2 separate regions of the Homo sapiens genome follow, and region 2 is linked to region 1. Evidence: chromatin contacts called from ENCODE Hi-C or POLR2A ChIA-PET data. All regions are on one chromosome and are shown on one strand. Each heading gives the region's core, a stretch centred on a gene start or an enhancer-like site at or near the end of the contact. The rest is flanking DNA. Distances are from core to core; before and after follow the strand shown. Region 1 has its middle 37 kb from the start of TEX48. Region 2 has its middle 60 kb from the start of TNFSF8.

Region 1 (6,215 bases), core at 1,796-4,295:
TCTGAGGAAGCAACGCCAGCTCCTACCCCACAGGGTTGTGTGTGCCTCCATGCAAGACCCAGCAGAGGTCAGCCCCAGTGTGTTGTGCCCTCGTGCACACTGTAAACTCCCTTCACAGCAGTTACCTCACTGCATCATTGTTTGTTTTTTGTGTAATCCTTTGACAAAGAGTCATTCACCTACTAGAAAGCAGAGTCCTTCATTCTTTCAATCACCAGGTGGTTTTCAAGCTCAGAGTCCATGTAGACATCGCTGTAAATACGACTACAGAGTTGCTGCCCTTGCGAGGCTTTAAGCTTAGTGGGGGCGTGGATAACAAGCAAGCAAACCTGTGTGAGCAGATTGTGACTGACAGGGCAGTGAGCAGGGGAAACAGAACAACAGCCATCGCAGGGAGGCAGGTGTGGACAGGCTCCCCAGGAGGAGCCAGCACACAGAGCAGGGAGAAGGCGGCTCCAGGGGAGGAAACAGCAGGACAAAAACCTGGAGGCTGAAAAGAACTGAGCACACTGGGGTGATTAACAGGAGGCTTCCAAGGAGGCACTGGCATGGGAGGAAAGAAACCCATCAAGGCAGAGGGTGAGTGTCTGTCTTTTCCCTGCTGGAAACCGGGCATCTGGCGCGGTGTATGAAGGAAGGGAGGGATGGGGGACCGAGAAGATCTTCTTGGGAGCCCTGAGATCTGGATTCCAGTCCAACCCTTTTCATTTGCATCATGACCTCAAGCTAATCCAAGCAGACACTCGCTGCAGATTCAATCGTTAACAAGAGGGTCACACTCCTGCCCTCAGCAAACTTACATTCTAATGGGAGGAGGAGGGGAAAGAACAAGGAGAGAATCTTCTAGTTACCAAAATCCACCCACAAAAGGAAGAGATGAGCCATCTAAGTGGACCAGGAGAATGCGCGAGTGTAGAGCCTGGTTTCCAAAACCCCATGGGGGACAATCAAAAGTCATTGGATTAGATTCTGTTAGAAAAGATAATAAACCAACTAGACTAGATCTGGTGTCCGGGAAAGGGAAGGACAAGGAGATGTTGCTGAGCCAAGATTGCCCAGAAGTGTCTCCATCTCCTGACCTCTTGGTACAGTGAGCCCCTCCACGGACGTGAGTGGCCTCCTCGCCCAGCCTGGCATGGGAACCTGATGCCCTCGTCCTCCTAAATGGCCTTAGGAGGGACTCTGCCATTTGCATCTTCTGTGTTTCCTGGATGAGGAAACAGAGGAACAATGAGATTAAGCAGCTTGTCCCTGTTCACATGGCCGGCAAGTGTCAGAGCTGAGACGCAGGCTGGCTCCACCAGGTGTGTCCTCCTGACCACTGTGCCTTGAAAGAAGGAAACTCACTCTCATCACTCCAATTCCAGGGTCACCAAGCAACCCTGTGACAAGTTGGCTACAGGGAGCAAAACATCCTCCCAAAGCCCTGGAGCATTCCAGATCACATGGGGGTACATTCCTCACTGGAAATGGATCCCTTGGCATCAGGTTTATAAATATAGATGCCATGTCTCTGAGTTGCTTGGTGTGATGCCAAGTCCTGGAGCCAGACAGAACTGGGTTCATGTTCTACCTCTAGTCCCTGTAAGCTGTGTTGCCCTGGGCAAGTCAGGGAAGCTCCCTGAACCGCCATGTCCCCATCCATACAGTAAGGTGATGACAGCTCCCACCCACAGACTCTTTGACATCACTGAGCATGTGCTTGGCACAGAGGCAGGACCCAGTCAAGTGCAGCTGTGTTGCTCTCATTCTCAGTGGGCTGGTTCTGAACTCACAGAGCTGGGGGCCGCCAGCCCTTACCATGGCAACAACCCGAACCCTGGCAGCCTCACCAGGGTAATTGCCACTTTGTGGGCACCAGTCTGATTGTCAGCAGGTCATTCTCAGACAACCTCATGGGGCCCATTCCTCTCTCTCTCCTGCCTTGGGCTCCCCTAGGGATCAGAAGCCCATTACCATAATGGCTGTGAGAACCTAATGAGATCAGATATATCATTTGCTAGGGCTGCCATAAAAAAGTACCACAGACTGAGTGGCTTAAACAGAAATGCATTTCCCCACAGTTCTGGAGGCTAGAAGTTCCAGATCAAGGTATCAGTAGAGTTGGTTTCTTCCATGGCCTCTCTCCTTGGCTTATAGATGATCACCTTCTCTTCATGTCTGCACATGGTCTCCCCTCAGTATGTGTCTGTGTCCAGATTTCCTTTTAAGGACCCTAGTCACATTGGATTAGGACCCATCGTGGTGACTTTAACTTGATTACCTCTCTAAAGACTCTATCTCCAAATATAGTCACATTCTGAAATACTGGACAGTAGGACTTCAGCAGATGAATTTGCATCATTATATGCATCAACGCAGGGATCAAGTATATAATGCATCAGACACAGTGCTTGGCATATGGTAAGCACTCAATAAATAGTGCCAAACATGAGGGTGATGACGGAGATGATGACTCTCCAGGCTGGAAGCCACTTCAACAAGATGACAAGCCACGGCTCAATACCCATCAGGAAGTCCCTCTGGGTTAATGGGAAGCCCTGGGATTTGGGAGGCCATGCACCTAGTGAAGTCATGCATACACTGGCTTTGGAGTCAGATCCACATGGGTTCAGAGCCTCAGGGCAGCACTCACCCACTGGAGATCCTAAGCAAATCATCCCACTTAGCTGAGCCTCAACTTTCCTCACGTATTGAGAGAGCCAATGTCAAGGGCCTAGCAGTGAGAGGTGCCCAGGGAATTCCTCTGTCTGTGAGCAGGATAACCAGATTTGAGTCCCAGTTTGGCCACCTTCTAGCGCTGACCTTGGGCAAGTCACTCTCAGTCCCTTCAGCTCTTGATGCGGAACAATAATCCCGCCTCATGGAGTTGTCGTAGGGTGGAAATGAGTCAAGGTATGTGAAAGTGCTTTGTAAACTGCAAAGCGCTCTGCACAGGTCAGCTGTTGCCCTCCTTTGAGGATGCAACCCTGCAGAGGTCTTCGTGAGAGGGCGCTCACACCCACACACCCGATTCCAAGAAAAACACAAGAGGTGGGGCCCCTGTGGTTTCATGACTCACAGAGGCCACTCCTGCAGGTGCTTTTTGACTATGCGACCAGGTTTGCTAACCACTCCCTAAGGCTGCAACTCACACCCCCTCTTCCCTGGTCCAGAAAGGAGGCATGGCAGACCAAAGATGACTTGGAAATTTATTAGAAGGCAGGGGGAGTGGGGTGTCAAGGATGTAAACAAGGAAGTCAGGAGGGCCATGAATTTTCTGGTTGGGGAGAGTGGAGAGGACACCATCTTTGATGAAAGGAAACCCAGGTAGAAAACTTCAGGAGGTGGCTGGAAATGCCAGATAGGAGTCAGGAGAGAAGTAATGAAGATATTACCTACAGTGAGGCTAGAACTGAAGATGTGAAAGCCAGAGTATAGAAAAGAGAAGAAAGAGGGAAGAGTGGGAACAGGAAAGGGGAGAAGGAAGGGCATGGTGTAAGGGGCAAAACCTTGAAGAATGCCAACATCTAGGATTTTAGGGAGAAAAAGGAGACAGAGGATTAGACAGGTAAAGCAGTCTGAGATAAGGGGAAGAGCAGGTCTATCAGGATTGAGAGATGTATTTTTCAGCTCAGGCTGTCATAACAAAATACCATGGGCTGGGTGACCTAAACAACAGACATTTATTTTCTCACAGCTCTGCAAACTAGAAGTCTGAGGCCAGGGTTTCAGCATGGTCGGGTCCTGATGAGGGCTCCCTTCCTGGCTTGCAGATGGCCACCTTCTTGCTGTGTCTTCATATGGTGCGAGGAGAGAGAGAGAAGAGAGAAAGAAGAGAGAGAGAAGAGGAGATAAAGAGAGAGAGAGAGAAGAGAGAGAGGAAAGAGAGAGAGAGAGAGAGAAAGCTCTCTAGTATCTCTTAAGCACCCTAAAATCCTTTTGGATCAGGGCTCTGCCCTTATGACGTCATTTAGCCTTAATTACTTCTGTAAAGGGCTTGTCTCCAAATACAGTCACCTTGGGGGTTAGGGTTACAACTTTTGAATTGGGGAGGGACACAACTCAGTCCACAGCAGGAGGGCAGAGGTAGGATGAAGATGGGAAAATGGTAGCCCAGGAAGCACACCTGCCCTAGAACACACACTGCCAGAACAGCACCTATTGGTAGCAAGAGCCTCTGCCAGCACTGGAGGAACTTTAAGCGCTTCCCCTATCTGTGTCTCTATTTCGCTGGTACACAATGTAGGAGTAGTGCTGTTCTCAAATATCCCCAGGATACAACCAAGCTCTCTTCCAAGGGCAAATGTCCCAGGGGCTCAAAAAAAGAGCCAGATGGTCTTTCAAACAAGCCCATTCAAGGCTAAAAGAAGGGAGGGGAGGTAATGCTAAGTTTAGAGACTCTAAATCCTCCCTTGGGAGTGAGTGAGCCTGTCTCAGGCAGCCCAGGAGCAAGAGAAGAAGACACCTCCTGTCACTCTGAGCTGTAAGAGAAGAGAGAGGGGGCTGCATGCCTCACCCACCCAAGTCCACCTCACTCCTAAATACAAACTTGTGTAGTGTTTAACTCTAGATGTAATTATGAGAGCCACTACCTTCTTGAAAAAGTTTTGGTCATCAAAGCAAAGGCTGACTTCCATTTCTTTCCATGTTTAATTAGGGAAAGGCTGTTTCCATGATGTGAGTCTGTGAGTCTCACCCACTGAGTCAGATTGTCATCCATCCTGCAGAGTTTGACTGGAGCCCACAACACCCCTGCCGGGCCATAAAAGGGTTCCCAGCAACAAGAACAATGGAGAGGGGAGGGCTGAGGCTGGGACAGCATAAAGAGTAGGAGGAGCCAAGAGGAGGACCTCTAGTTGGGACTAGAGTCGGGTAGGGTGGGAGAAGCCTGGGTGGGTGGGGGGGCTCCACGGAGGAGGTGCTATCTGAGATAAACTGAAAGAGGAAGAGGAGTTCACCTGGGGAGCATTTAGGAAGTAGGACAGTGTTCCAATCAAAAGTACAGAAGGGGCTAGGTGTGATGAGCACATGTCTATAGTCCAAGCCACACAGGAAGCCAAGGAGGAAGGATTGCTTGAACCCAGAAGGTCAAGGCTACAGTGAGCCATGATCATGCCACTGCACTCAGCCTGGGCAACAGAGCAAGACCCTGTTTCAGAAAACAAAACGAAAGTGCAGAAGGGAGATAAAAGCTGTTTCAGGTTGAGGGGGTCTATGGTAAAGAGTGGGCTCTTTCCAGAGGGCAATAGGGAGCAACTGGAAAGTTTGAGCAGGAGAGTGGCTTGATGCAACTTGTTTTGTTTGCTCCTTTATGTGTTTGGACGGGGTGGGAATTGGACAGAAAATACACTCATGGTGCCATTCATCTACTTTTGTGCGTGCCTCCCTCCCCTTCTCTTTTCCCATTTTGATTTACTTTTTGTTTGAGGTAAAAGAGTTTTACTGTTCAGTTTCAGCAAGCCTCCAAGACACACATAAAATGAAATTACAATAGTTGTTTTGCAGAATAGAACAAAGAGCAAAAATTACCTATCTCATTTTAAAGCTATTATAACCTTGATGCTTAAACCTGACAGGGATGGCATCATAAAATAAAATGTGAGACAAATTTCAATGTGGCCGTAGCTTATTTTTATCTTATACAAAATGCTAGCAATTTGAATTCAGCAATGCATAAAATACCTCATGATAGTAGTACCACAAGAATATTTCAATATAAGATACCTGTTCTGAGCTGAATTATGTCCCCCCAGAATTCATATGTTGAGGTTCTAACACCCAGTACCTCAGAATATGACTGTATTTGGAGATAGAGTCTTTAAAGTGGTAATTAAGTTAAAGTGAGGTTATTAGGGTGGGCCCTAATCTGACTGGTGTCCTTGTAAGAAGAGGAAATTTGGGCAGAGGCATAGATATCTGCAGAGGAAACACCGTGTGAGGACACAGGGAGAAGACAATCATCTACAAGCCAAAGAGAGAGGCCTCAGAAGAAACCAATCCTGCTGACACCTTGATCTTCAGACGTCCAGCCACCAGAACCATGAGAAAATAAATGTCTGTTCTTTAAGCCACTCAGTCTGTGGAACTTTGGTAGGGCAGCCCCAGCAAAGTACTAGAGTAAAAGACCAAAGTAGAAAACCTATATAAACATATCAGTAAATGCAGAGAAAGCAGTGGCTACAATTCAATTCTTTTTAAGGCTTTCAATGAAGGATAACATACCTACAAAAAAA
Region 2 (6,215 bases), core at 2,331-4,830, 270 kb before region 1:
AGCCATCCTATTAGAATCATCTCATATTCCCAAAGTATGTCCTTTTCACAGCTCGTAAGAGACTTAGAAAGGCTAAGTAACTTGCCAACATTCACAAAGCTAGCAAGGGGTTGAAGAGGGATTTTAGCAGAGTGCATGGGTCTGTAAAGCCTTAGTCCCTTCCCTGCATGGCTTCCTGAGACCACAAAAAGAAAATCAGAAGTGCCATGGAGCTTTAGAGAAGAGAGAGCTAAGGTTTGAAAATGGGGAGGTGGGCCTGAATCCGGGAGGATTTCATGTACCTCCGTCATTGACATAGGTCTTAAATGAAGGGTACAATTTCCCCAGGCGGGTTGGGGAAGAGAGTTTCAGGTGGACAGAATGCGTTGTAAAGGCATCCGGCCAGGCAAGCACAGAGCATGCTGGTGTGACCAGCAGGTTGATTCTGTTAGAACCTGGGGCATGTGAAGTTGAACAGAAAACAAACGGCATGAAAGGCAGCTCGCTGCATATGGAGGAAAGCAGGAGCCATCAGGCCAGCAGTTGTGCACACCACAGTGGGCACTGCAGACCATGGAAGGAGTTCAAGCAGAGGTGGACATGGCCAGAGAGGTTCTCCATCCTCCCCAGAGTTCCCTGTCAGTACCTGTGACTAAGGGGGTGGGGGGTCAAGAACACAGATTTTGAGCCAAACTTACTAAAGTTTGAGTCCAAACCCTGCCATAAATTAGCTGTAATCTTGGGCAAGGGGCTTACCCTCTTCAGTAATCCTTTGAACATTCCTGACACATAGTAAGCACGGTATTTGGTATGGGTTAACAGTGGTGATGATGAAGATTATAACAGCAAAGGAAGAGGAGGGGGTAGAAAGAGGATAATGAAAAGAAAAAGGCCAGGCGCAGTGGCTCACGCCTGTAATTCCAGCATTTTGGGAGGCCGAGGCGGGCCGATCACCTGAGGTCGGGAGTTTGAGACCAGGCTGACCAACATAGAGAAACCCCATCTCTACTAAAAATACAAAATTAGCTGGGCATAGTGGCACATCCCTGTAATCCCAGCTACTCAGGAGGCTGAGGCAGGAGAATCACTTGAACCTGGGAGGCGGATGGAAGTCGCAGTGAGCCGAGATCACATCATTGCACTCCAGCCTGGGCAACAAGAGTGAAACTCCATCTCAAAAAAAAAAAAAGAGAGAAAATAAAAAAGAAGAGGCAGAGGAAGAAGAGGAGAGGAGAAGAGGAGGAAGGGGGGGAGGAGGAGGAGGAGGAAGAAGAAGAAGAAGAACGCAGCAGCAGCATTTGTTGTAATATAGAGGGAAAGGTGGCTCCAGGAGTCAAAACTTCCTGAAAAATAAGAAGTCACTAACTCCATCAGCTAGTAGGATTCTAAGAGGTCTAGAGACATGGTCAGGAGCCCCTCCACGGCCAAGACCCGCTTCTGCTTTTCTGTCTTATAATAGTGCCAGCACCCTGCTGGGCCTGCCAAAACCAACAACAATAAACATGTATTTAGAAACCACATGTGCTAATCACCATACTAGTTGCTAGAGACTTTAAAATGAATTAGACCCAGCCTCTGCTTTCAAGGATCTTACAGTCTACTAGATGGGGGTGGGACGGGGGGACAGACTCATAGGCGACCACGGAAAAGGGAAAAGCCAACCGACCTGAGCACCAGGTTGAGCTTTGAGTGAAGAGCTGGGTGCTCAGGGGTAAAGAAGGTACTTCTGACTGGAGGCATCTAGGAAGAGGGAGCAGAGGCTTCAGCTCCTTGGATCTGAAAGAAAGCTCAAAAAAAAAAAAACCAAAAAAACAAAAACAAAAAAACAAACAAACAAACAAAAAACACAGAGTCTGCGTCTGAAAAGAACAGGAATCAAGCAGTTCCAGGGTTCTAAGAAGCAGAAAATGAAGGCATAATTCTGACCATTCCTTGAAATGAATGTACTCCCACTGTTTTGCTAGCTTTGTCTCTTCTGCTTAGGATTCAAAATCCTGAAGGTTCATTCTTTGGGTTTGAGAAGGTAAACCATCAGGAATTTCCATCTGGGAGCACGTTCATTTCCCAAAAGTAATTTCAGTCGGTGTTGCCAAGAGCAGGAAAAAGATAAAGGTGATGAAAAGGAAATGAAGGAAATAAATGTCAACTAGAGCCTTGGCAGACAGAGCTGGTTTCCACCCAGTCTCCTCTGATTTGGTTCAAAAAGGCAAAATACTCGATTTAAAATTCCTCCTACCAACCCTGCACACACACACACACACACACGCACACAAAACATGCACGTGCACACGCCAACATCCTTGAAAATAGAAGTAGTTGTAAGATCCAGTTCTGCCCGGTGAGTTGTAGGTAATATTCAATGAGTAGAGGTCATGGTTAACTTCTCTGAAACGAAATGTCCCCTCTGGCTTTTGGTCCTGCCCTTCTTTGCACCGGAAAATAATTGTGATGGCTGGAGGAGCAGCACCCATCTTATGACCTGAGGCTGAAGGATATACTCTAGGGTTGGGGTTGGATGACTTTGTAAAAGGAGGGAGACTAAGTCCTCAATGACTTTGTAAAATTATTTACTTTTTAGTAGAGACACTGAAACTCAAGCAGCCTAATTCCAGGACCCACATTACAATTAGTTTGATGAGTGTTGGTAGCAGGAGGTTTGGGGGTCTCCTTCCATTGATACTCAGCTCAAATGGCCCTATGCAGGAAACCTTGCCTAATTCCCAGGATAAATCAGGATTCCTTCATTTTATAGGTTCATGGCTCACCATCATTTTCCCTCTGGCAAGTTACCACAGTTATTTGTGTCACTATTTGTATGATGCCTGCATCTACTACCAGACTCTAAGCCTTGCAAGATATAGATATAGATCTAAAACTAGATCCATATCTCCGTCTCCACTGATCTATCTATCTATCCCTGTCTATCTACCAACCTACCTATATAAAGCCTTTGTATTCCTGATGCCCAGCACAGTGCCTTGCATAACATAGGTCCTCCAATGTTTGCCAAGAAAATGAATGAATGAATGAATGAAAGCCATGAGTTGAAACCACATCTTCAGAATCCTCCATCATTTCTACCAAGAAAAACAAGATGTGAACAAACAAATTTAGGATTTCTCAGTTTTTTATAAGAACACAGACACCCTTGAAGATTCAAGGGCTGATTGTTCAATATGATGGCCCTTCAGGGACTTCCTCTGGGCATCGCATGGCTTCTCAGGATGCACAAAGATTACAAGGGCAGGTCTGGTTTCCTCTTTAGGAGAGATTGAGTGAAAGAAGAAGCTGGTCCTACCTGAAGTCTGGGGATCATGTGTGTGTGATTATCAAGATTCATGCTCTGTGCCACTCCCCTGAGAGACCCCCAGGCTGTCCCCCCATCACCCTAACCTCTGATCAGTCTCCAGGGTCAGTGACAGAAAGCAACAAGCCTTTCCACGGTTCTGAATTTGAGCTGCTTGTGCATTGAGCACTGTCAGAGCCACATCAAAGGCTAAGGTTGGGTTGCCAGGTCTACACTGAAAGTCCTCAGGAGCCACAGCTCGGGAGGCAGGGGCTCTGGAGGCGCCCCCAGCTCCCTGGGGGACCAGGTACTTTCCTGAAGAGAACACATCACTCAGCTCTTCCTGTGCTTTTACTGTAAACTCTTGGTTTATGATGCACCTAAGAGGAAGGACAGAGGGGAAAGAGAGAGACAGAGACAGAAAGACAGGGGAGGTTGACTTGAAAGAAGCACAGTAAACAGCAACTGATTCTTACATGTTCAGAGCTGGGAGTGGCAGTCCCCACTGAGAGGCAGAGACTGAGGCCCAGAGAGGGAAAAGTGGCTTGCTCATGCCCAGGAAGCTGAGAGAGGAGAGAGGCAAACCCAGGCCTCTTTAGCTGGTTCTCTTTCCACCACATCTACATAGTCACTCTTCCTGAGAACCCTCTAGGATCCAGAAATGAATTGAGCTCTCTTTGATAAGAGAGGACCCCAAGAAGGAGCAGGGGAACGGCAATTATAGGTACCAAGAGCCAAGTATGCTCATGGCACAATGGCGGACTCAAGTGTCATCCCTTCCAGCATGTGATAGTCACTGCATCTCAGAAAATACGTAAATGAAAAAAGCCAAGGCCTCTGCCCTCACTGAACTCCCAGTCTACTGGGAGAGTCAGACATGCGCCCAGCAACATCCAATACCTGGCAACCTTGGAGAAGGGTTAGCAGTGCACAGAGGAAGGATTTGATGGTCAAGATGGGAGAGGTGCAATGGGAATCAGCAAAGGCGTTCTGGCCTTCGGGGTGAGTATGTGTTCATTGGTGGAAGAAAGGTCACCACAAGCAGAGGGACATAGGTAGCAAAGGCCTCAAAGTGGGGAAATACGTGGTGTAATCCTGGTGAGTCACCCTGTGACTGAGGCTTAGCTTTTTCATAAGGGACAGTTGCAGAGAGCTGACTAGGAAGGTAATTTAAACCATTGATGAAAACCCCAAAGCCGGAAGCCTGGCTTTGTGAATGTCTTAGTGCCCAGTGCAGGGCTAAGCACCAGAGACCCATGCTCTGGATGAATGATAGTGGGGCCTGATCATTGCCTACCTGGGGGCTTAATGAAGTGTAAAACCATGTTCACATCTCCTACCACCTGGGAGTTTGTGCCAAAAAAAACCCTAAAGACCACTTACAAAGCAGTACCTATCAAATACTGGATATTCTGAAGCACAGAAATCCTGTGGTAGACATGAGGATGAGTGGTCAACATAACCCCATCACCCATCTAAAAGCTTTATGAAATGGCTTACAATTAATTCTTCCAGAGAATAAAGAGACAAGAGACCTGAGACACAGTGACAAGCACATGGCAAAATGGATGACAACTAAGTCTACCATCGTGCCTATGTATGTTTGGCTTTATTTATTTATTTATTTGAGACGGAGTCTCCCTCTGTTGCCCAGTCTGGAGTGCAGTGGCGTGATCTCGGCTCACTGCAACCTCCACCTCCCGGGTTCAAGTGATTCCCTTGCCTCAGACTCGGAGGAGCTGGGACTACAGGTGCCTGCACCACCTGTACCGGCTAATTTTTGTATTTTTAGTAGAGACAGGGTTTTGCCATGTTGGCCAGGCTGGTCTTGAACTCCTGACCTCAAGTGACCCACCCGCCTCAGCTTCCCAAAGTGCCGGGATTACAGGCGTGAGCCAGCACATCCAGCCTGGCTTTCTCTTTTAAAAGAAAGAATTTTCTGGGGTGCTCTGCTTTTCCTCATCCTCATCCCATCATAGGAGGGGATGCCCTTTTTTCACCTCAATCCACATTAAGGGCCCTTTAAGAGAGTACACAGAGAGTTAGACCAGAGGACCCCGGAGTGAGATGGTTTTGAACTCTGGCAAGTAAAGGGAATACTATCTACTGGACCTTTTAAACCTGGAGTCTTATTTTACTCTTTTGTATGCCCAAAACTGAACATATATTGAATATTAGTAACCCACCTGCAACATGCTCTTCTCAGTCCTTGCAATGATTTGGAGATGTACCTTCACTACTGCATATAAAGACATACTTCATTCATCTTAACTGCTGTAAGGTGTACCCTCACATTTTACTTATCCATTCTCATGCTTAGCCTTTTTATAAATGTAAAAGAAATGCATGGTCAATACTGTGGAGTCCTAATTAGGGAAAGGAAGTCAGGCTGGTGGGACCAGGGGAAAGAAAAAAGAAGAAAGCAGATCAGCTATAAGTCCACCTCTCTCCATGGTCCAGCACATATAGCCCTCCTGCACCTAACTTATCACCAGACACCTGCAAGTTAGCTCACTGCAACCTTGGCGTTATCAGCACTGCACAAAGCCCTCCTCAGCATACAGCATGAACACCATTTTATAAAATCCCCAGCAAGCCTTTGTTTTCTTGCAGTCGGCTCCTCTCTTACCAGCTGCCTGTTGCAAACTCGCAACTTATTTTCATATTTTCTTTAATAAATCTGCCTTTCTTCATCTACAGCTGTCTTGGTAAATTCTTTTACCCCCATGCCACCAGCCCAGATAGTCACTGCTCACCGGTGACAAATCCAGAAAACTTGGAATATACAAAAGGGGAATACTTTAAAGCCTGTTACACAGAGGGATGATTTAGACAAATCACTCTGGCTGCAGTGTGGAGGTTAGGTAAGTGAAGGTGAAACAGGAGGCAAGGAGAGACACATCCTTGTCTGAGAGAACAATGGCCTGGTCACAAGTGATGACTACAACCC

Evidence for each region. Hi-C counts contacts between places; a loop is a spot of excess contacts on that map. ChIA-PET counts read pairs that join two places held with the same protein, here RNA polymerase II (POLR2A). Pooled maps may share reads with other maps.
Region 2: a pooled map shows a loop between it and region 1 (6-fold over the local background). The contact joins two enhancer-like sites. A Hi-C loop is called at or near these places in 8 of 50 pooled maps. POLR2A ChIA-PET finds 5 or more read pairs at or near these places in 5 of 52 experiments (A673, activated CD4-positive, alpha-beta T cell, activated CD4-positive, alpha-beta memory T cell and 2 more).

What each region holds. Positions count from the first base shown.
Region 1 is chr9:114,715,806-114,722,020 of GRCh38, reverse strand. No RefSeq gene overlaps it. Among named protein-coding and RNA genes, the nearest start is that of TEX48, 37 kb to the right of the region's middle. RefSeq lists enhancers at 2,998-3,117, 2,485-3,684. Within about 2 kb of position 3,045, at least 3 of the 41 ENCODE cell types and tissues checked have a DNase peak (open chromatin) inside an H3K27ac peak, as active enhancers do.
Region 2 is chr9:114,987,301-114,993,515 of GRCh38, reverse strand. No RefSeq gene overlaps it. Among named protein-coding and RNA genes, the nearest start is that of TNFSF8, 60 kb to the right of the region's middle. Within about 2 kb of position 3,580, at least 2 of the 41 ENCODE cell types and tissues checked have a DNase peak (open chromatin) inside an H3K27ac peak, as active enhancers do.